3 separate regions of the Homo sapiens genome follow, and regions 1 and 3 are each linked to region 2. A link is a loop called in an ENCODE intact Hi-C map of the cell type or tissue named here. Cell type or tissue: ascending aorta. All regions are shown on one strand. Region 1 overlaps LGALSL-DT (LGALSL divergent transcript). Region 2 holds the start of LOC105374769 (a long non-coding RNA gene). Region 3 holds the start of LGALSL (galectin like).

Evidence for each region. Hi-C counts contacts between places; a loop is a spot of excess contacts. Peaks named below come from ENCODE experiments on the same cell type or tissue, not always from the same donor. Only the 100,000 strongest peaks of a DNase experiment are listed, where the experiment ranks them.
Region 1: it touches region 2 in a loop (4-fold over the local background); 18 of 110 quality-filtered maps call a loop at or near these places.
Region 3: it touches region 2 in a loop (4-fold over the local background); 13 of 110 quality-filtered maps call a loop at or near these places.

The regions. Positions count from the first base shown.
Region 1 is chr2:64,398,760-64,406,759 of GRCh38, reverse strand. All of the region lies in intron 1 of LGALSL-DT (LGALSL divergent transcript), which reads left to right. Among named protein-coding and RNA genes, the nearest start is that of LGALSL, 51 kb to the left of the region's middle. RefSeq lists an enhancer at 2,068-2,577. In ascending aorta, a CTCF peak has its summit at 3,721; DNase peaks (open chromatin) are centred at 1,039, 1,829, 2,439 and 3,729; H3K4me3 peaks cover 959 bases; H3K27ac peaks cover 3,078 bases.
Region 2 is chr2:64,326,471-64,334,470 of GRCh38, reverse strand. It overlaps LOC105374769 (a long non-coding RNA gene), which reads left to right and starts at 1,692. Exons shown (of 3, transcript NR_187908.1): 1 at 1,692-1,838; 2 at 2,252-2,446; 3 at 3,804-3,990. RefSeq lists enhancers at 6,433-6,592, 7,932-8,000. In ascending aorta, CTCF peaks have their summits at 3,428 (motif pointing left), 4,343, 4,552 and 6,353 (motif pointing right); DNase peaks (open chromatin) are centred at 3,440, 3,871, 4,397 and 6,345; H3K4me3 peaks cover 1,923 bases; H3K27ac peaks cover 5,574 bases.
Region 3 is chr2:64,450,003-64,458,002 of GRCh38, reverse strand. It overlaps LGALSL (galectin like), which reads right to left and starts at 3,841. Exons shown (of 5, transcript NM_014181.3): 1 at 3,422-3,841; 2 at 2,588-2,659; 3 at 2,326-2,414; 4 at 1,538-1,715. The coding sequence starts at 3,457. It overlaps LGALSL-DT (LGALSL divergent transcript), which reads left to right and starts at 3,125. Exons shown (of 3, transcript XR_002959392.2): 1 at 3,125-3,478. RefSeq lists silencers at 3,195-3,494, 3,585-3,654, 3,665-4,084. In ascending aorta, no CTCF peak of the experiment used is centred here; DNase peaks (open chromatin) are centred at 3,122, 3,392, 3,952, 4,722 and 1 weaker place; H3K4me3 peaks cover 3,361 bases; H3K27ac peaks cover 4,080 bases.

The DNA of each region.
Region 1 (8,000 bases), 72 kb before region 2:
TGTAGCTCCCAGATCTGATCATATCATGCCCAGCCTTAAAAGCCTTCCATAGTTCCTTCTTGCTTACTATAGGATAAAGTCCAAACTTTCCTTGGCATGGCCTCCATGCCCTCTGTCCTCTCCACCCTCCAGCACCAAGCTTCCCTCCAATCAGCCACCTCCCTTCCCCCACCCTCAGGCTCCCATCATGAGCACCACTCCCTGGCCTTCCCATGAACCCTGCCCTTTCCCAGCTCTCAGCTCTACAGAGGCTGCTCACTCTGACTGCACGCCTCCCCCACTTCTTCTCCATAGTTGCCTGCCTGCCTTGGAAAGTTCTATTCATTCATCTCAAATGAACGTTCACTGTCCCTTCTGAGCTAAGCTATGCCTTCTTGAAATGGCAGTGCCTAGCACAGTGCAACCTACCAAAAAATGCCAAGCGAATTCTCAAGGACCCAAGGCTGAGTCAGGAGTGCCCTCCTTCCCGGCTGCCCGCAGAGCTCCTGGCTCACTATCCCTCCACAAGAGCTCAGCCCAGGTGTGTGCTGTTCATGGCATGCCTGCCTCTCTCATGACAGCCCTCAAGGCACCACTCGTGTCTCTCTCCTCCAGAAGGGCATTTTCAGCACCCTGTGCAGGGCCTGACACATGGTTGCTACCTAGTGTATGTTTGAATGAATTATAGATCGCTAGCATGGGACAGATACGCTGGAAGCAGAGAAACTGAAAGCAAAATGTTGGAGGTATTGCCCAAGAAGCAATAATCAGGACCAGTGACAAAGCCTCCCCCACACGTGAGGACTAGTTCACTGAGGAAAATGAAATTTTTTTGCAATGACTTGAACATCACCACAGCTCTTGAGGAAGGCCAAGGTTGTTTGTTTTTGGGTCCTCCCCCGTTGCTGTGGATGATGTGTGGTTATGATGGTGCAGCCAAGACAGTGGCAGCAGGCATGGAGGCCAGCCTGAGGGAAACCTCCAGAATGCCCTGCCTCCCAAACCTGAGCAGAGCCCATCTGCTTCCCCTCTACACATCTGTTGCAGCAGGAAATCCAAAGCCATGTTTCTGATTTGCCACTTCTGTTAGCCATTAGACTCTTGGCTGGTTTCTGGTCTTCCTGACTGTCAGATCTGGCTTCGGGCCTGGTGACCCGGCATATCCCTTTAAGATTGCAACAGGGTCAACGGCTATTGTCATTGACTACTCTCTTTATTATCATATTTCCAAGGACTTCCTATTCCTTCTTCCCTTGTATGAAATTTCTAACATCCATCGGTACAAAACCCAGGAGGGCAGGTATTTTGGCCTGTTTTATCTACTGTCATAGCCCAATGGCTGTGATGAACAATAGCAGGTACAGTGGATGCCTTTGACGCAGGGCAGGCAAGCTCCAAAGTGGAGCTTAGCCCACTGGGTTCTTGGCTTTGCCCAGTGAAGAATTCAAGGGCAAGCTGGAGACAGAAGAAAACAGCTTTATTATTATTATCATTATTTTACTATTATTATTATTATTTGAGATGGAGTCTCGCTCTGTTGCCCAGGCTGGAGTGCAGTGGTGCAATCTCAGCTCACTGCAACCTCCGCCTCCCGGGTTCAAGAGGTGTTACAGTTCCATGACTGCTCCTGTAGAGCAGGACTACTGTGTAGGGAGAGAGTAGCCGTTCAGGGCCATTCTGCAGTCATATTTACACGCACTTTAATTGCATGCAGATAAAGGAACAGTTTATGCAGCAATTTCTAGGGAAGGGATAGTAACTTTTGGGTCATTGGGTCATTGCCATGGAAAAGGGTGGTAACGCCCACATGTTGCTATGGCAACGGTGAATTGACCCGGCACACTAGTGGGCGTGTCTGATTGAAAGCGGCTTTCTCTGGGGCCGTTTTAGCTAGTCCTCAATCTGGTCCCGTGTCCAAGTGTCCAAGCCATGCCTCTGGAGTTGAGTGCCACCTCCTACCTCACCTTGTTGAATAGAAAATGAATGAGTGACAGTATGAATGAATGGACACCTGTTAAAAGAGCCATCTATTACAGCTAAATGAATGAAGGGCATAGACAGTCCTTTGGTTGTTTTTCCAACTAGAAATCTCTCCCTGTGTTCTGTGATGGCCTAAGTCTGGCCCTGCTCAAGTGAGGGACTTCCTCGATGGGCTGGTCTCATTCTTGTGCCCTCCAGGACAGCAGGGCAGAGGGAGAGGGAAATGGGAGGGGCTGAGGGACAACGTGGCTCTTCTGGGAGCCTCTTTACCCTGTGAAATTTCCTCTGGCAGCTTTCCCCCTTGGCCTGCAGCCTGTGCCGGCCCCTGCCCCCAACTCATTGGCTTTGGTTACAGGGACAGGCCCAGAGTCAAGAACAATAAAGGGAGGAGGGGCCTGCTTCACAGGGTCAGGGGTCAGGGAGGGGGTTTGAAGGGTGAGGAGATTGGCTCTGTGTAGCATCCGGTTTCAAACAACTCTGTTTAGAAATAGAAGAGAAGCCCTCCGGAAAATGGAAGGGCTCTGGCAGGCCTCCCAGCTGGCCAAGGAACAGCAAGTTCCTGCCAATATGTGACGGAAGTGGGGGATTTGTGGGGAGGGAGGAGGGAAGAGGGCACTGGAGGGAGTAGACACAACCTAGCAACATTTTCCCTGCTAAAAACCTTGCTCTGAAGTAAACATGGAGGGTTCTTATTCTTCCTGGCTGTGTGCACTCGGGCCAGCCTACTTCCTGTGGGCGCAATTATTCCCAGGGGTGTGTGTTTTCGTTTTTAAAGACAGAGAATTATAAGCTATTCATGGTCACTGCCTGAGAATTCTTTGGAATAATGAGATAGAAAAATCATCTCTACTGTTCACATTTCTGAGGAAGAACAAGCCTTCTAGACTCTCTCCTAGGATGGGGCTGGGAAACTCACTTTTTCTCCTGCTAAGCTCCTTCTCAGTCCATTAGAGCCAGAGGGCCAATAGGGGCCTCTTCGTGCTTTGTAGGCTAGAGGGTGTAAAGAACCTAGATGTGCAGGAAATCTGCTCTGGCTGATCAGGCAGGTGAACTCGGGGAGGGAGAGCTCTAAGGGAGGACCAAATGAGACAGTGGAGATGGCGGCTCGGCTTCAGCTCACCCCTGCTGGAGCATTCTTAGTGATCACAAAACCCACACTACTGCCTCGCTGATACCATAATGTGCAACCATGCCTTTTACTTTACAAATTTCAGGCACTGGCCTTTGGAGATAACAAGGTTGTGAAGTGTCCCACTTCGGGAAGGAATGCTAACAATTGAGTTACCGCCTTGTTGCCACTGACCAGAGCATCAGGTGGTCCATTACTCAAGATAACCGTGGCAACCAGATATGCTGACCCTCATCCCCTACCCTCAGGTGCTTTGCCCAGCCCACCCTGTATACCTCATGCCCCATGTTAATTCCTGCGCTTTGCCTAATAAAAAAGCAGGGCTCTTTTGGGGGAGTAAGTCAGGGAATTCTCTCTCTGTCTCTGTCTCTGTCTCTCTCTCTCTCTCTCTCGCTGCCTCTTTTATGTCCAGGCATAAGCTCCAGTGAAGCCTTGTTTGGAAAAACTCTTTGGGCCTTGTGTGAATTTCTATTGCATTGAGAGCCCAAGAATCATGGTTGGTAATGTGAGGGGCCTTATTGAGGGGGGGCAAGTCATTCCACATTTTCCAAATGAGACCGAAGTGGATACACAGACTAACAATAACTGCAGTGACTCATTCTCCTTTCCAGAACCTCAACTCACAGCTGTCCCCAGTGGCTTTGTGGCATTTCACAACAGTTTTGACTTTAGAACCTCTCTCACCTTGGCCCCCACTCCAGAGCCAAAGGAACCCCCACATCTCAGGAAGTAGGTTATGAATCTGGGATACCCTGGAAGCCCAGATGCAAAACCCATATTAGGGAGGAGGAAATGGGGAAAATGAATGTTTTTTAAAGCCACCTTCTACACAAGCCTCCCCAAGAAGGGTGGATCATCTTTGCTGCTATAGGAACTCTTATTCATTGCTGGTGGAGGGTCCAAAGAGATAATGTTAAAGTATTGATTTGAGCTGAAGGAGTGAATTATGCTAATAATTAGATTATTAATCCTTTTACAAATCTAACACTATCCAATTATTTTAACAAAGATGAAGGAGAAACTAATGAGTGTTCCATAATATCAGTATTGGACAACGTAGCTTTAGAGCTTTATGGTCACAGAAAAGGAAAAAAAATTGAATTTGTATACATTTTAAGAGAAATGATAAGGCGATTAATAAATGACTTTGATCATAAATGTATATTATATCAGGATAAAGTTCTTTAGGGAAAGAGGAGTGGAAATACAAACTCAAGGAGAAAAAAGGAATAATGTAAAATTTCTGACTGTTAAAGAAGAGCTTGTTCGTGATTTTTTTTAAAAAAATGGAACATATTAAATTGCTAAAACATTCCAATTCTATTTTGATACATTTAAATAGTGGCTTATAGTTATTCCAAAATGTTTAACTGTTAAAATGTTAAAAGATTTCAAATTTACAGTAAAATGTAACATTTTTCAGCTATTTAAACTCAAAATGAGATTTAAAATACCAACACAAAAATTTTAAGGCATCCCTTCAGAGTAGAGGAGGAAAAAAAAACTGTCAAAGGGGATATATAATGTTCCAACATTATTTTAGGGGACATGCAATGCAAGCAAAATACTTGAAGACTCCTGAGCTGGACAGCATTTGTGTTCTTTTCAACTCTTTGGATTTTGTGGATGGGGTCTAAGAGGTTACTCTGGTGAGTGGGCACTGCAAAGAGCAGGACACCTATCTCCAAATGTAAAGGTTCACTTACAACCAAGTCTCCAAACAAAACAAAGTAGAAACAAGCCAACAAATAAAACCCACCATCTCCTTCTCTTATACACACACACACACACACACACACAGAGCAGACCCCCCAAGCCCCCCAGTAGTTGTTCCAGTATAGGCCGTTCATCAACCTGTGAAAACATGAGCTTCGTTAGCAACAGGGCATGGTCTGATCCCTGGGAAATCTCTGGAGCTGGGAGTGGCCTCAAAGAGGATCATTAAAGATCAAAAACCCCACTTGAAGTTGTTTGTTCTGCTGCAGTGTAAATCCTCTTGGCTGAGCAGCCCTTGACAGAGTCTGCTGCCTAAACAGAAGTCTTAGACGGGTGTTTGGTTTGTTTTCTGTGGAAATCAAGGCAAAGGTCTGAGTTCCACATCTGAGTGCAGACCCAGGACAGTGTACACGGGATGGCAAAGTGACTCAAACTGAAAGAACTCAGTGGAAGCAGAAACTAGGAGCCAGAGGTGAGAACATAAGCCTCCCCACCCCCAAATGGAGAATATGGAGACATCCTGGGGACAGTGGCCTTTCCAGGCACGTAGAGGGTTCATGAGCTTGCATTTTGTCATGCATGAGGAGCCCAGCTTGCTTATATTCAGCTCTGCGTGGATTCCTCGTGCTGTTGTCCTACTCCAGGTGTCAGGAATAGCTCAGCCCTTCCCAGAGGCAGCAAGAGAGCAAGAAGGACAGAGGAGACTGAGCTGGCAGGTCTCTAAATGACCTCAAGTCACCACAGCCACTGGTGCTGAAGGAAATGGGAAAATAGTCTCGTGACCCAGCGAGTGCTTCCCATGCAGGTGAGCGCTGACAGTGGGAGACAGGGGTGTATCATCCTGGCAAGAGAGCAGAGGGGAGAGGAGAGGACTCCTCATGCTGTGGGAGCTGGAATCCTGGCTTGGCTGCCCTGAGTCAGCCTTCAATAGCCAGAGCCAGACCTCCCCTTCCTAGCAGGGCCCTGCCCAGATCAGGTGGCCGGGAGGGGCTGTTGCTCAGCCCTAATCCTGGGATCAACCCCAGGAAGTGGTAGCAGGACCCAGGTGGCCTTGGACCATTTCAAAGACTGGCATCAGATGTTTATCAGCTAGTATTTGTACAAGGCCCAGGCTGAGGATGCATAAGAGACTGTGAAAAATGTCAGGAAAGCGAAAACAGCTTTCTGTAAATAGGGCTCAGACCCTGGGCAAGGTGCTATGTCTCCCCTTGGGGCTTTGGTGAAGGAAAACGCAAACATTAATCCAGAGTGAGAGAAAGAAACAGACACCACCTTGTAGGAAGATGGAGGACTGACTCCAGGAAACTCCAAGAGACGGGATGCAAAGAGAGGCAGGGTCTGTGTTTTACTTTTTCTTTGAATGTTCTGCAGTCTGTCATCTCTGGAGGCCTCAGAACCTGGTGTCACATTACAGGGTGAATGCCAGGGACAAGCTAAAGAGAGGTAAGAACCCACAGCAGTGTTAATGGCCACTGTGGGAGAATTCTGGAGATCTTACACTATAAGGGACAGGGAAACATTCATACATTTAATAAACATTAAATCTCTGATAAAAACCTATAAAACCAATCATTTTCAACTTGTATTTTAATGTAACTCACATGACCTTTACCTACATGACTCACCCCTATGCACATTGCGAGATTTGGCCACAACTGTCAAATTTGTTTGCAATTCCCAGCTCCCAAACCCTAACTTCACCTCTTCCTCTCTAGCTTAGGAGGAAAGAAAGAATGCATGTAAGTAAGAGCATTGTTATTATAGGGTGACCTTGAATTGCTCTAATTCATTAAAACGGTGAATTCTTTGCAAAATTGAGAGATGAAGTGAGGCTGCATCTCTTTTATGTGTCCTGTGAGTTTGGCTCTAGCCTCATCTCCCCTCTGGCAAGAATGGCTTTCTCTCTTTCCCAGGGTCATTTCCCTGTGATGAGCCCAAGAAGTCCAGGTTACCAGGATGCTTATGAGAAAGCCAAGGGTCAGTCCTTGTCTCCTGGGCTACTGGAACCATCTCAGATGCATGCCTGGAGGCTGTGGGGCTCCTCAGCCCCTGCCATGCCCAGGGGGTCCCAGACCGCTGCCAGAGGCAGAGGGACTGGGGCTTGGACAGCCAGGAAAGTCCTTCCACACACTGTAGCTGCAGTTGAAATTCCACAGCCCCATTTGAGCCCCAGAGCTTGTCCTGGTCACTCTCACCTCCTCTACACTCCTGATGCTGGGACTTCCTTTGCTGCTGATCATGGAGTTTGTGGCTAGCTCTGGTCACAGCTAGCAGCCATGGTATATATCCTACTGACAATTGTCCTTTCAGCACAAGACACGGCAATCCCTGCCTTCTTTCAATGCTATGCTCAGCTAAGGAGCTGCCACTCAAATGGAATGGCAGAGCCACTTACCCAGGGCATGATCTGCCTATGAGAGCATGTGGGGACTGATCTCATGCCTACCCCTCACAGACTGAGGACCACAGTCTCCTTCTTCCCCTACCTTCCATACCCCAAGCCCACACCCAGTTCCTAACCCAGAATGGGTGACATGTCTTTCAAGGAGGTAAGCTCCTCTGAGTTACCTTAGAAACAAAGTCCTTGGAAGCCACCTTGCAGACAAAGGGTTGTGACTTAATTTTTGAGAACTGCTGAACTTGAAGCTGGGCCCTCAGCAGAAATGTCTTCTCTGTCTCAAACCATGCCCATTTCTGAAACTACCCCCTATCTCTTTCACAGGGGACCCTGCTGCACCGGTAGCCATTCTCCCACATCAGCTGTGAATATCAGCTGTGGGTCGTGTTAGGGTTCTATTAGCTGCTGCAACAGATTGAATCCCAATTTCAATGACTTAACACATTGGAAGTCTATTTATCACTCAAATAAGATTCCAATGTCAGATTCCTAGTCAGTGAGGGTCTTTTGTCATGTGGTGATTGAGGGGCACAGGCTATTTCCCTTGTGTGGTTCTTTCATCCTATGGCCTAAAAGTTCTCCACCTCCAACTGGCAGATATGGAGAAGTCACAGCTCCTTCTCCTCCTCCACTTCCTCCTCCTCTTCCTCCTCCTCTTGCTCCTCCTCTTCTTTCTTCTTCAACTATTGTAAAATATACATAGCATAAAATGTCCCATTTTAACCATTTTAAGTGTACAGTTCAGTGGCATTAAGTACATTGACACTGTTTTGCAACTATCACCACCATCCATCTCCA
Region 2 (8,000 bases):
TTGTATTCTGGCCTAAGGAGTTTGCATTTTGCATGTCCTGAGGACAATAAGGAGTAACAGGATCCATTTTGTTAAAAAACAAAATTCTGGAAACAAGAAAAGAATGGACAGAAGAGGCTTGGGTGGGCAGGGAAAGAAGAGGGAGATCTAAACTCTGACTTTTTTTTTATCTTCCCCAAATTCCTACCTAAGGGGCCTCGGGAGTCACACCCTACAAACCATACAGTCTCATCAGAGGGTTTTTTGTTTGTTTGTTTTTGTTTTTTTGAGACAGAGTCTCGCTCTGTTGCCCAGGCTGGAGTGCAGTTCTGTGATCTTGGCTCACTGCAACCTCCACCTCCCAGGTTCCAGCGATTCTGTGCCTCAGCCTCCCAAGTAACTGGGATTACAGGTGTGTGCCACCACACCTGGCTAATTTTTGTATTTTTAGTAGAGACAGGGTTTCACCATGTTGGCCAGGCTGGTCTGGAACCCCTGACCTCAAGTGATCCACCCACCTCAGCCTCCCAAAGTGCTGAGATTACAGGCGTGAGCCACCGTGCACTGCGTAGAAGGATTTTTATTTAACCCCCCTATATAAGGTGGTCTGCTTTCCAACCTGGCTCTGGCATAACATCACATAACAAATAAGGAAGGAAATATAAATATTTAAACCCCAAATATATTTTCTTGCCATATCTTGAAATTGCCTGGCAAGGTTGTCTCTTGTGGGAAAAATCTATGGAGAATCTATAGAGATTCTATGGAGATTTCCCTTCCCCTCCCCTCCTTTTTCCTCTTTCTTTCCAGACCCAGGAGATACTCAACTAAGAGCCAGGTAACCTTTTAAGTGGGATAAGAAACATTTTACAACCTGCTCTCTCTGAAGTCTGCTGAAAGCTTCTTCAGAACAATAAAACTTGGTCACCACCATCCTTTATCTTAACCTAAACATTTCCTTTCTATTGGTCCCAGGTCTTTAGATAAACTCAACCAATTGTCAACCAGAAAACTTTAAAATCTACCTATAAGCTGGAAGCCCCCACCTCTCCCCCACCTACAAGTTGTCCCACCTTTCTGGAGCAAACCAATGTATTTCTTAACTGTATTTGATTGAAGTCTCACGTCTCCCTAAAATGTATAAAACCAAGCTGTGCCCTGACCACCTTGGGCACATGTTCTCAGGCCCTCCTGAGGGCTGTGTCATGGGCCATGGTCACTCATATTTGGCTCAGAATAAATCTTTGCAAATATTTTACAGAGTTTGGCTCTTTCTGTCAACAAGGAGTATTAGAGGGTACCTCTTGGAAGAGAACCTGGGTGCTGGGGGACAGGGGTGGGAAGGAGACCTATTTTTTACTATAAATCCTTTTGTTGGATTTCTACATGTATGTTCATTTCCTATAAAACGATAATTGTGTTTATTTTTAAAAGAAAAGCTCTTCAAGCAAATATGAGGGAAGAGAAGTACTTTCCCAAAGTGTGGTGGAAGGGAAGGGGGAGAGTTTGTGATGGGGTGGGGGTGATGGGCCTGAACTTCATCCAAGCCTCTGAGGACCCGAGGAGCAGAAACTTGTGGGGATGTGAGCTAGAAGGTGAAGCCCACCGGTTCCTAGGTGACCTCTCTCTGACTTCATGGGCCATGGAACAGGCTGTCTCCGTGGTAATCTCAACAATGCTCAAGGCAGTCAGTGCCTGGCAACTTTGGACTTAAGAGTATCCGGTAGGTGCAAAACATCAGCCAGGCACTTGGTGCCCAAAGCCTTTGATTACACCCCAGCTGGACATCTAGAGCCTGGACGTCAGCTTGGGGAAAACCACTTCTTATGCAGAAAGTAAAGCCCAGCAAAGGCCACCAGGTATTCCTAACAGGAATACACCTAACAGGGCCTTTCCTCCCCCTCTTCCCAGCCCCACCAACTCCTTCCCCACTCTTTGCCCTACAGGGAACCTCTGCACGGCCAAGCTAGGATATTGGGTTTCTGGACTCTTGCTAGAACTTCTCTGAGTCATTCATTTTCTTTTTATTTATATATACTGTGTTGCCTCAACTATATTGCACCATTTAGTCTCAGGTCTCTGGGAAAGAGAGGATCTCACAACAGAAACATTTTTCCAGAAAAACCCTGAGAGGGGGCTGGCCTCTTTGAGGGCTTAAATGTCTCTGCGACGTCACAGAGGCATGCCAATTTCTGTCTTAGTCCATTCGGACTGCTCTAACAAAAATAGCACAGACTGGGTGGCTTAAACAGCAGGCACTCTTTTCTCACAGTTCTAGAGGCTGGAAGTCCAAGATCAAAGTGCCAGCAACAGGCCTTGGGAGGGCCTGCCTCCTGGTTCATAGATGGCCATCGTCTCCCTATGTCTTCACACGGTGGAAGGGGCAAGGAAGGCTTCCCCACACACCTGCCCTTTACTCTGCGGAGCCCAGCTTCCTACTGCAGTAAACTCTCACATGGCCAAGAAGGTAAAGGTCTGCTCAGGGCATTCACCTCCTTTCAGTGGTTCTCCACATTCAGCCCAGATAGACTCAGCCAACAGGAAACCCATTAACCAAAAGCTTGTGTTCTGTTTGGCCTCTTACACATCAAAGGGAACATAACAGTGAAAATTATAATAAGCAACAATGATCATCATCATTTCCAAGAGACAACATCAGTGCCAGCAGTTCCAATGAGACCCTGGGGTGTCAGTCACTGTATCTGCAAACAGAAAATGCAACTCACCTGCCTCTCCAGGCATCAAGAGTGCTCATAACGCTTAGAAAACTGTAAATAGCTTATAACTGCCAGTTGCTGCTATTGTTCATAAGTGCTTTGGGGTCACAGCTCTCGAAATAATGAGAAGGTGTGCTCTCGGCAATGAAATTAAACAGGCATTTCAGGGCAACCTCAGCTCAGATCCCTGGAGAAAAAAAGAACCTACAGCTTACCTCCAGAGGGGCACTGAGGATCATGTTTCACCCTGAGAGGGGGCTGGCCATGGAAGGAAATGACCTGAGGTCGGGGTGGGCCTCCATTCTGCGGGAGAGGGCAGGGAAGATGCTTGGCTGCTCTCACAAAGGAGCTTCTAGGATCTGCCTCTTTTTTTTCCTCACCTCCTCCTAAGGGAAAAAGTTGTTTTCCTTCCTGCGCCTCAGGGCAGAGCAGAAGTTGAAATGGACTACTTGTTCCTAATATTATTTACAGTTCAGCAAAGGACTTGGGGTCTCCAGCCTCAGGTCTAGAAACTCCTTCCACAGCCACACCCTGAAAAGGACTAGGTTAGCAGCAAAGCTGGGGCTCCTGAGATAGTATGCGATCTTCTGGTGGCGCTTTAAGCTTGTGGTATAAACTGAGGTGGTCTCAGGTCTCTGGGAAAGAGAGGATCTCACAACAGAAACATTTTTCCAGAAAAGGGCGCAGCTTTAGAGTTGCCTTAATAACATGGGATCTAGCGCCACCTAGTGCCTGCTGCGGAGCTTGACATGGGTCTTGCTCTGATAAGGTGGTTTTGGTTTTTTTGGAAATTGGCTTTAACCAAGAGAGAGACCGAAATGGAGAAACACGTTTTCTGCACACAGGGCTGTCCTCATGCCCACGATGAGGGACTGAGAGTTTGGTGGAAGAAGCTGAAAAGCTACAATCTTAATGTGTCACGGACGGGGGTGTTGGGTGAGGGGATGGGGGAGTCTTTCTCTTGGAAGGAAGCTGGGGTGACTCACAAGTAATATTTAGAGTCTTAGTCCCAGAAGATTGGCTTGGATTTGTCTGCATGAATATTTTTGCTCACACTAGAAAAAAAATACTGGTGCTATTTTATGACTTCTATGCTTTTCAAACTAGTTTCTCAGAGCTCTCCCAGAGCCAGCATAGGGGCTGCTTACAAAAAGCCCTTGGAAGCTGCTTCACTGTGGAATCCACTCCCGCTCCTTGCTACTGCCTACAGGACAAGCAGCCCTCCTTTTTTGTCCTGCCACTGTCTGGCTGCCCTCTAACCCTCTACTAATTAAAGCCACCATTTGCTATTTGTTTAACGTGATTCATTTCAACCTCAGAACAGCCAAGGCAGTGGATATTGGTAATCTCAACTGATCTTTAGGGAGGTTACAGGACTTACTCAAGATCTTTCAGCTCATAAGCAGAAGTGGGATTTGAACCCAGAGTTATTGAGCTCCAAAAAATTTGTTCATTTCACTACAGTACTCCATCTGCACTGCTAGGGGTAGTGGCTATTGCAGAGGATGCTACAATGTCCAGGAGGTTCCAGGAGGTTCTTGAGGAGACAAAGAACCTCTGAACTAGAGGACTTCTAGCTTGGAGGACACTTCCTGCTCTGGGCCTGTCCCTGTGACTCCAAGGCCTGGCTCGATGCTTGGTGTAAACACCTCCCTCCTCACAGCATCTGCCCTCCCTCAACACAGACATTTCCTCAGCCTACACTTCTCCACCCTTGGAAACCACCCCAGAGGAATAATGAGAGCAAAGAGCAGGGCAGGGAGTTGGCAACTCTGTAGAATGCCAGGAGAATCGTGGATTTGTCTGACTTCTGGGCTTTGGCCTCATCTGGTGGAAAACTGTGAAAATTCCCTACTGGCTCCTCCCTTTCCTTCCCTCCAGGCCCCTCCACCATTCTCCACCAAATAGACACACCTCCAGAAGAAGGTTAAGTAAGGCTACTCTCTGGATGCCTCTGAAACAAAGTGGTTTGCTTAAATGTACAGATTCAGAAATAAAGTTTAAATGGGGCAGCAGGCTGCAGTGGGACCCACACCCTGACCTCCATAAATGGATAAATGTTCAGGCTGCTGGAAGACCATGGAGGTGGTTTGGGGGTATCCGAGGAGCACAGAATTAAGAGACTGGGACTTCAGTCCCCATTCTGTCACTCCTCAGCTCAGTAATTTTGGGCAAAGTCACTTAACTACTGTGAGCATCAGTTTCTTCACTCAGAGAATGAGGACAATGATTCTCTTACCTGTAAGCTAACAGATGAACAAGCGCTCGGTAAAGCCCTGTAAGGGTGTGAGGTACCATACAATGAAGGAACTATGGGCATGCAGGATTTAGCTGAGAGTGCCTTTACTCACTTCGTCCTTTCCCTACCTCTCCCTCTTCCCCAAAAGGAGTCTGTCTCCTATAAAAGGGGTCTTAATACAGACTCACACACACGCACACAGGGTCTTCAGTTCTTGTGGGCTTTTCATTTTTTTTTTCAGAGTTAAATCATCTTGGAAAACAGCTTTTCCAATAAAGACCCAGTGGCCAGGACTGCTGGATGCACTTTCTTTAAAGGTGGCGGGAAACGCAGAAGCAGGAAGGTCCAGGACGGCATCCATCCTGTGCAAGGAGAAGGTCCTAAAAGGCTATTTCCTCTGCTACCAACTAAGAAAGATGGACGTTTGTAGCTGGGCACGGAGGCTAATCATCCGTAATAGTCTGGCAGTGCTAATGCATTCAGGGGAGAGCAATTAATGCCTGTTGGGGAACATCAGGACAGAGCTTAGAGTCTTGCAGCCTCTGGCAAAACCAGTTTGAAAACCTCAGGCTCCATTTCTAGTTTAGGGTGTCTCCACCTGGCTTGGCAAACTCTGTGCCTCTGCAAGAGGGAAGAAATAGCTTCCTAAGTGAGGCTTGGGAGGAACAAAGGCCTCATTAGGATCAATCACTTATTCCAAGTACACATTCCCAAGAATCTCTATTGATGATCTCAGATACAAATGAAGTAGTAATTAAGGATGTAATGCAAATGATCTTCAGCTTAGTAACTCTCTGTAATTGAAATTTACTAAATTAAGTCTGAGATTTTTGAAACTAGGCCTTTAAAAAAAAATTCCCCGGTTATAATTACCCCTTCTCCTCCCTCCTACCCACCCTTCAGTAATGTAATTAGTTTAAAATAAGATCCGTGGTAGGGCTGATGATGCGCTGCCTACTGAAATGCTGGCCTCCTATCAGCAATCCCCAGGGAGTGAAGAGAACAGGGGCTCGCATCAGTCAGAAAGGCCACTGTCGTGTTACCAAATATAGGACAAGGAAACCGGACACAGAGCTTGTGATACCGACTGTGCTGGGCGGGAGAGATTTCTCAGCTCTCCCTTCTGTTTCTTTCCCCTCTGCCCACAGACCTGGGATAAGCTATGGACCATTCAGAGAAAGAAGGGAATAGACTGGAGTAGGAGAGGAATTGGAATGTTTAGGGGGTGCTGAGAAGGCCCCTGACAGGAGAGACAGAGGGCTTGGGCAGATCAGAAACCTGGCTGTTTTCTCAGAGGCCAGAGTGCTAAATCTCCATCAGTAATAGCCCTGCGACTCGTCCAAATCCTGTCCTCTGCCACCTGATAGGACCACCCCTGGCCTTAGCTCATTTCTCCTGATATGCCCCAGCAGAGGGCAATGCCCGCTAAGCTCAGCCTGCCCAGAACCCAAGAGGAGCCGTGTGGGCAGAGAAGGGGCCCCAGCAGGCGCTCCAGCCTCCCCGTTCTTTTCCCCAGTTTGGTTTTTGTCCCAAAGTGGGACAAAGAAAGAGGATTGAACATTGTCCTGGGTATGTTTGATCTTCTAGAAGAGCATATTGGCCTATTTCATTTAATTCAGATGAAAAGACCAGCTTGTCTTTGAGATCACACTCTAATTTCATCAGAGCTGTCATGTGAGAACAGAAGAGAAGCTACCCACAGCCTTCCTCCTTCCCTTCCCCACTCCTCCCCTCGCTCACCCCCACCCTCCCAGCCCACGGCTTCCTGAAACTGTTAGATCAACACAGAAACACCTGAAGCCCATTGACCCTCACAAGGCAAAAGCCAAAGGCTGCCAGGGCCATCTTAAGATGCCGCACGAGAACAGCAGCTCCCTGGCAGGCAGCACAGACCTGAAAGAAAATGCGTTCTCCCACTGGCCCCCAGCCTTTGAAAACTGCGTGTGCGCACGCGCCTGCTTTCTGTCATCCATTCACATCACCACTGTTAGAAACTTCCATAAATGCTCAACTGAAGCGCTTCTGTCAGAGACAAGCAGCAGAGTTGTTTCTGGAGAGCACAGCAGGTGTATGTTCCATTCGCAAATCAGATGGAAAACACAGACAATAGCAATCTTGTCTCTGAATAAGCCCTTGCTTAAAAGTTGCCCTTAGCTAATGTGGGCACGTTGACTGTTGGATCTTGGTGCCCAGTGTAGGGCCTGGCACGTGGTAGGTGCTTGATAAATATTAGCTGAGTGAATAAATGAATGACTCACTCTTCTTCAAAAACTTTCAGGAGCTTCTCAGTGGTATGGAAAAATGACATGATTCTAAAATCTGGTATTGGGGATCCTGCAATCAGATGCCTGCCTGCCTTGCCCGCCTGGTCCCATGTTGCCAGGCTGGAGTGCACTGGGCCGATCTCGGCTCACTGCAACCTCTGCCTCCCGGGTTCAAGCGATTCCCCTGCCTCAGCCTCCTGAGTAGCTGGGACTACAGGCACATGCCACCACACTTGGCTAATTTTTTGTATTTTAGTAGAGATGGGGTTTCACCACGTTAGCCAGGATGGTCGCGATCTCCTGACCTTGTGATCCGCCCGCCTCGGCTTCCCAAAGAGCTGGGATTACAGGCGTGAGCCACCACGCCTGGCCAAGACTCTGCCTTTCTAACAAGTTCCCAGACGATGCTGATGGTGCTGGCCCAGGACCACATCTTGCGCATATCACTCACCCTGCATCCCACCAGCTGGTCAAGGTCCTGCTCAGATGCTACCGTTTTTGTCAACAAAACTGGGCACACTAGCAAAAAATGCACCCCCTCCCCGCCCACTCACCTCACTGCTACACCCCTCTGTGCCTGCCAAGACACTTTGTATCTGAGCTATTTGGCTGTGTCTCCCTGACCTCAGGGGCCTAAAGTTCTCATGCCTTTCCCCGTACCCCACAGAATCTCATTTAGTGCAGCCGGGGACACGCTACCAGCTGGGGCAGATTCCGTTCCATTCACTGGGACCTTAAAGAACTTCAGACTCCTTGATGCAGCACTCAGCCCTGGGGGTCCAAAGATGCATGACGCCCAGA
Region 3 (8,000 bases), 120 kb before region 2:
CATTCACCATGTAAGGAGGCTCCATATGTGATACTAGTCACATTTATTTTATATTACTAAATTTTATCACCAAGAAGGGCCTATTTCACTTCAGTTTTGCTGTTGGGAGCATTATATTCCTCCTGGCAGTCAGAAGCTGTGGTTACTCACATTCATGAGCTATGCATTAAGGTTCATCACTAAGAAACTATCCTAGCCAAGAGGAGCCCAAGGGGACATCACCATTCTAGAGAAGGGGATGAGGAGAGATAATGGGTCAAGGGTGCCTTCCAGAGACTATAACTAGAAGTGCAACTATCTCAATTCTACCACCAATGCAAAAATCATGGATTCTTATTTTCCCCAGAATGTAAGAAGAGAAGTGAAAGAATTACTTCTTCATGAGGCACTTGAAAATTTCTAGATGAAGGGTAACCAGTTAAGTGTAGTTGTGTTTTATTGGGCTCACATGTAACATGGAGCTTTTAACTGAGTTGTCATTATTGTGATGTAATGTTAAGGTGTAATGACAATTCATCACTAGGTCTGACCCCTTTTTAACACCATTACTACTTGCATTTCCCTTTATTTTTTTTTTTTTTGACAGAGCCTTGCTCTGTCACCCAGGCTGGAGTGCAGTGATGCACACATAGCTCACTGCAGCCTTGAATTCCTGGGCTCAAGCAATCCTCCCGTCTCAGCCTCCCAAGTAGCTAGGACTACAGGTGTGTGACACCATGGCAGGCTAATTTTTTTTTTTTTAAAGGCAGGGTTTTTGCTGTGTTTCCTAGGCTGGTCTTGAACTCCTTTGCTCAAGCAATCCTCTTGCCTCAGCCTCCCAAAGTGGTGGGATTATAGGCACAAGCCACTGTGCCACTACCTGCATCTCTTATTTGGCATTGCCTTTCATAGAGGAAGGGGCTGCTAATGCTGCTTGATTGGATGAAAAGTTTGGATTGTGCTTCCTGCCCAGAAGATAGTGGGGAGCAAATCTTTATTCATCCAGCCCCAAGGGAAGGAATTTGTCAGCCACACAGCCTGTAACCATGAAATAGACTGAGGCTAATTAATCCAGAGGGGGAAACAAGGACACGAACATGGCCTCATTAGCAAAGGGAACAAGAGAAAATGAAATGATCATCATCATATTCTTTAAAATGTCATACAAATAAAAGAGCTACTTATTAGCTCTCAACCTTATTAATATTAATATTTAATAAGTGGGTACTTAGTATTGATTAATCAATCAGATATTTGGGGGTAGGTATCTACTATATGTTGGGTACTACATAGAAAAGTTACTTATTCTTAACAATTTGGACATGTAAATATGGGTCTATTTAAATGTATGACCTGAATAGAACTAAGAAGATACTATGGCAAGTGTTAATTTATATCAGCAAACAGAGCTCTTTTGATCTTTTTTTTTCACCATTGGGTGACAAATTTCCTGGACATGCAGAAATTCTGGCTGCTTCAAGTGTTCTTGGCACACACTAGGTAAGTCGAACATTATCAGCCTGCCAGTGGCTGGAGCCGAGGCACTCGAGGTACTCACCCTGAATGGCTGGTCTGGAATGAATGGAAAGTAAGGGATTGCTGACTGTTCTTCACCCCTCTCCCCAGATATACAAGAATTTCTGAGTAGCTGCCGATCTGTGAACACAGCTTTGAGTTCGATTGCCACATCGGCAGGAGGGTCTTCTGAGTCCCCACAGGTCAAGCTGATTGCAAAGCTGAAAAGAAAATCATCCCACTGATTAAGGGTTGGATATAAAAACATTTCAAAATGACCCAAGTGCTTATATTTCTTCTTCCTCCTCTGGGTTTGTCCATTTTTAAGAGGCCACTACTCTTCAAGAGAGGTTAGATTATGGAGAAGTAAGTCAAACCAGCTTATTTTGTTACCTAAAGCAAGCTCTGGTGAAAACTTTGGTGTTGAAAATGACTAAAATTAGAGAATTCCACTTCGGAATTCTCAAAAACAGCCACAGAAATTGACCAGGGGAAATAATGTTAAGTTGGGTTCTTATTCATCTTGATAGTTCTTGCTCCTGGCACCATGTTTCAAAACCATTAAAAAAAAAAAAAAAAATCCTCTGGCCTCCCTAAGGGTCAAAGAGAAAATGTGGGCCTATATTTATAATCTCTGATATAAATAGCTGTCTGGAGAAATGATGGCTGGGATTCATACATATTCGTTTCATGGGAACATGGTACTTTCTTGGCACTGGCAACTAGCAACACTGTCCACAAGGAGAGGAAGAGGAGTGCTAAACCACAACAGAAGTGGGCAGGGCTCAGCCACAGCCTGATAGTTCTGTCCTGACAAAGACTCTGCCTTACCTCTCTGGGTTGAGGTCTACGATGCCCATCACTAACACCTTCTTGCCTGGTCTCATGCCACCTTTAATGTGCCCACAAAATGGAACTATCTGAAAAGGGTGGGAGAAGAAAAATGAATTTTACAGCCTGTTAGGGAAAAGCCAAGACCTCAGACCCTGAAGGCCTGACCCACTGGAAAATGCAATAAACAAATGAATAAAATTTTAAAAAGCAATGAGAAAGGAGGAAGGTACAGGCAGAGACACAGAGCAAAATCATTTACCAGTCGTGGGAAGTACACGTCCGCTTGAACTGGAGAGCTCAAAGAGTTGTTTAAATGGCCATCATCTAGTTTCTAAAAATAGAAGTACACAGATTGGCTTTCCATGGGCTCTTTTTTGGGGGGCTGGAGGAAGAACCCACACAGATGTGGTGGAATCCAGCAGCCTTCCACATGCACACAGTGTCTGCAGATGATGCCTCTTCACCGTCTCTTAGATAATCTCATCACCCCCGAACAAAACCCATCCTTTCCACCCGGTAGTTAAGCCTCTGAAGATCCGCAGACCCTTCAGATCCAGATCAAAATCAAGGTCGAGGTCCACCGAAGAGCCAGAGCCCCACGCCGGAGGAGGGCAGGCCCCTCTCCAACCGTAAACGCTTCTGGAAGCGCGGTGGGCCAGGCCTGTCCTTCGGGACGTGACTGAAGTGCAGCGGCCGTGCTCAACTTCTCTCGGGAGCCCCGGGCGCCGACCCATTTCCAAGGGGGAATCCCCGGTACGTCGGGGGCGGTGGCGGGGCGCGCGCCCCGGACACACTCACCCACGCGCACACCTGGCTGGCGGTTGCACGGCACAGAGGGGGCTGTCGGGCGTCCCTACCCGCCATCCTCCCCAAACTCCCTCCCCAGCCCAGAGCCCCGCAGCCCGGGAGCCTCTCCAGCCCCTAACACCGGCCGCGCGCAGCCAGCGGCTGCTAACAGGTACCGGGCGCCTTCCCACGCGCCGGGCGCCGGCCGGGCCTGCGGCTGCTCAGCACCCCAGCACTGCTGGAGCAGGCGGCGGCGGAGTGCGGGACGGCGGGGAGGGGCGCCTCGCGCGCGCCCTGCCACACTCACCACCACGGCATCGCTGTCGGCCACTGATCCCGCCATCTTCTTGCCCGGCGCGGCGGGGTACGTGGGACGCGGCGCGCGGGCGGGGATCCCGGGGCTGTCCTGCGCGGGGCGGGGGCGGGGGCGCGGGTCCGAGCTGGCGGCGGGCGCGCGCACACACGAGGGGGCGCGCGCGCGCGCGCCCGGGGCCCGGCGCCGACCTGGCAGGCAGAGCCTGGGAGGAGGGGAGGGGAGGGAGGCAGCGCGAGCTGGGAGGGCGAAGGTGCTTGCCGCGGCCCAGAACGGCCCCGGACCCGGGCCGACGGGGCTGCTTGCTGCCGCTGCCGCTGCCGCTGCCCGACCAAGAAAAGTGGCGAGGGCCGTGCCGCGTCGGCCCTGGGCAGCATTTAAAGGCCTCCGGGGCCCGGCTCGGGAACCGGGAACAGGGCGGGGACCCGGCGGGGCTGCCGCGGCTTGCTCAGCGGGCCCTGCCCCTCGGCCATTGGACGGTGGCGGAGGCCGGGGCGGGAGGGACGGGCCTGTCCGGGTCCGGGAGGGCGGGGGCCCTGTCGGCTCTCACCGGCCAGAGGGTGGGCAGGGCCGGGGCTGGAGAAGTGAGGGCCCGAGCCGGTCAGGTGACAGGTGCTCGTGCCACCCGCGCCCCTCCCTCCAGCCTCCTTCCTCCTGCCACGTCCTGGGCGCTGGTGGGGCGATGGGAGGCGAGGTCGAGGGAAGATTGGGTGCTGGGGGTGGTATTCCAGAGTGGGAGACTTGGCAGGATTTCTTTCAGAGAATTCCAACAAAATCGGGGGAAGGATTCATTCTGCTCTCTAGGGCAGAAAGAGAATGGAAGGTCTGAAGGCTTGCAGAAATAAATGTGTGACCTGAAAGAACGAAGCAGAGAGGACTCAAGGTAGGGACCTTTCTATCCCAGGAGGCTAGATACAGAAAGGTCGCTCTTCCCTGTGGAAGGACAGGCAGGTCTAGGGGTCCCTGGACTCTCTCGAGCAGGAGTCAAAGCCTTACCAAATCAAAGTGGGCGCAGTCACTGTCCTCAGAGAGCCTCCATTGAGCCCTGTTTTTAACAAGTCACTTGCCCAGTCTGGGGTAGTCAGCTTCTCACTGAAAATCTCCTCATACCCTTTGTGGAGTACTTCCCAGGGGATACACACCTCTTTTATTCAAGCCAGAAATTCCTTTATGGCATTTCCACACTAGGACGATTATGTAACTTCTCAGATAAAGCTGTATCAACATATCCTCTATTAGGTGACATCCTTGGCTGAAACATTCCATTGCATGAATCACCGGGGCGTTCTATGCTAATAAGCAGGGAGCATGTGTGACCTACTGCAGTCCCAGAGGGCCCCTCAGAGGCTCCTTTTTTTTTTTTTTTTTTTTTTTTTAAATTGAGACGGAGTCTCCCTCTGTGGCCCAGGCTGGAGTGCAGTGGCGCGATCTCAGCTCACTGCAACCTTCGCCGCCCGGGGAGGCTTCTTTCTTCTAGTCACTGCAATTGGCTGTGTGGCCTAGAACATCAATGTGGCTTTTGTGTCTTAGTTTTCCCTTTATGGACCAGAGCTAATGATGGTAATCTCAGTTGAGCAGGGAGAATTACCTGCACACGCCTGTAAGCCTCACTCATATCCTCTGGAAGTGGTTCTTGAACTAGATAGAGGCTAAAGCGCAGTACGCTTGTGGCTGCAGCACACTTTGTTTACCAGTCTTAGCTCAAAATCACACTTTATTACTTTAAAATGTTAGGCACTTATAGGAAATGATTGACATTTGAAAGCATACTTTAGTATGTATCAATTTCTGAGAGTCTGGTATAGAGAAGAAGCATTAAAGTGCAGTAGTTCTTTATCATTAACTGAGTGACACAATAAGGGTGACACTACATGTGATGGTGGTTAAAGAGCCGGTGTCTCGCGTTCAAATCCTGGCTCTACTATTCACTAGCTGTGTGATCTTGGAAAAATTACTAAACTTCTCTGTGCCTTAGTTTCTTCATCTGTGACTCAGAGATGACAATGATGATAATAATGCCTATCTCAGGTTATTGGGAAGATTAAGTAAATACCTTCCTTAAAACAGTATTGGGGACATAGTAAGCACTTATTATACCAAAATACTGAGTGCCTGCTGTATACCAGGCACTGGGGATCCAGCAGGCTACTTTTTTGCTGAGCTTACATTCTAGTGGGCAAAGGAAATCAATAAACAAAATATGTCGGGTGACAAAAGTGTTAGGAAAAAGTAATAAGGCCAGGTGCGGTGGCTCATGCCTATAATCCCAGCAATATAGGAGGCTGAGGCAAGAGGATCACTTGAGGCCAAGAGTTTGAGACAGGCCTGGGCAACACAGAGAGACTCTGTCTCTACAAAAATAAAAAAAAAAATTAGCTGGGTGTGGTGGTGTGCACCTGTAGTCCCAGCTACTTGGGAGGCTGAGGTGGGAGGATCACTTGAAGCCAGGAGGTCAAGGCTGCAGTGAGCTGTGATCTCACCACTCTACTGCAGCTTGGGTGACAGAGTGAGAACCTGTCTCAATAATAATAAAAATAATTAAAAAGCCAGTAGAGAGAGAGATAGGAGGTAGGGTGATGCTATTTATACAGGATGGTCAGGGAAGCCACCTCTGGTAAAGTGACATTTGAGAAGACCCCTGAAGGAGGGGGGTGAGTCATGTGGACATCTGGAGGAAGAGTTTGCTGGCACAGGGAACTGCAAGGGCAAAGTCCCCAAGTACTGGGGCTGGGGGCAGTGACTGAGGAGATGTGTAGCTAGAAATGGATAGCCCTTCTACACTGTGGTTGAGGATTGGCTTTTACATGGGGAAATAGGAAGATATTAAAAGTTTCTGAGCAAAGGAGGGACATAGTTTGCCTTCTATTGTAGATTCATCCACATGCTGCTGTATGGAGTGGCCTTTGGAGAGAGGGTGGATGATAGGAGGGAGGGTAAAAATGGGACCTAGGAGATTCCTATAGCATTCCAAACAAGACGTGATGGTGGCCTTGACATGGTGGAAGTGGTGAAGATGTGAGAAGCCCTGGGCCCTTGATAAGTCCCAGCTGTTATCCTGCAGCTTGGAGAGTTCATATGGTCTTCTGAGCCTCAGTTTCCTCACTTGCAGAATTAAGGGGCAGAACTCATTCATCATTCCCTCTTAGCTCTTAGAAAGCTCTGGTTCATGAAAAGCTGTGTAAATACTATCTAAATTGAAATGGGTTTGAGAGTAGGTGCTGCTGAATGAAAATAATCTTGGGTTGAATCTTTTGATAAGTGCTTTTGTAGGGCGAAGAATAACCCTTTGATTTGTTTTGTAAGTGGAGTTTAAGATATTTGGATTGCTGGAGATGAGTTTCTTACATTTTAGGAATGTAAAGAATAGGAAGGTACTAAACGTGCTCAGAATGTTTTATCATGGAAAATTGCCTTTTATTCCAAAAGTGCTTGATTCCTTCTCAGTCTATAGAATGGTTTATTTTGAATATGAAGAGCAGAGAGAAAGCCTGAATGAGTTTTTTTGCTGTAACTAAAAGTTGAGCAGGGTCAAACTATCTCTTATGGGGAAAAGCCATTAGCAAACTAATGAATTATAGAGCTTAAAAAATTCTTTTTTGAGTTGTATAGCAAAGAATAGGCAAAATTTGCTCCATGCTTTGATTATAGGTATTTGTGTGTAAAAACATTAACCAAATTGGGACCCATTTATGAAATGCAGTAGTTAAATTTCAAGATGAACCATGTTACCACTGGAAACTACTAAAAACGTTAAAGAAGTGGGGAAGGCAGTCAAACAGATTATTAGCTTTGAAAAAAAGTACAAACAAATCTTTGAAGATGGGCTTTGCTAAATGATTTTTCCAGAAGAAAATAGTAGATTACTTCCTTTTTACCTTAACATTTTATATGTTTTGTTCAAATGTATGCACATGGAATTTCTAATATTGGGAGGAAGAATAAATATTGATGACAATTCAGCAACTATTTTATCAGTATTGCTACATGCCGTGGTACTATGGAGATAGGTGAAAATGCATGAGTCTCATCCTCAGGAAACTTACCGTCTACTCTGGGACATAATGGCAGGATGTATTAGTGGGTAAGATAATAAAGGCCTCAGACCCACAGCCTGAGCACTGATGTGGGGAGATTCACTCCCATTTGGAGGATTAAGGCCACTTTCTGAAGGAGGTGGCATATCCCTAAGCATATGCATAGCAGCAACTGCTGCAGAACTACAACAACAAGTCTTCGAAGACCACACTGCAGCTCTGTTTGTGGCCTGAATTCTAATCCCACTCTTCTCTCTGGTGTGGCAACCAGCTGAACTGAACCCCTGCTCCCAGAGGCTGCCTTTCGTCTGTGCCTTGGTCCAGAGAGGCACGTGCCTCCATCCCTTCCACCATGCCTGCCATCTGAGGCCTCCTATGGGCCATGATCCCAAGGCCCAACTTGAACTTACAGACCACTCATTTTCTATCGGTGTGTATATACACATTTTCTAAAGCAGGGTTTCTCCTCACAGTAGTGACATTTTAGGCTAGGAAACCCTTTTTTGTGGGGGGCTGTCTGATGTGTTAGAAGACGTTGA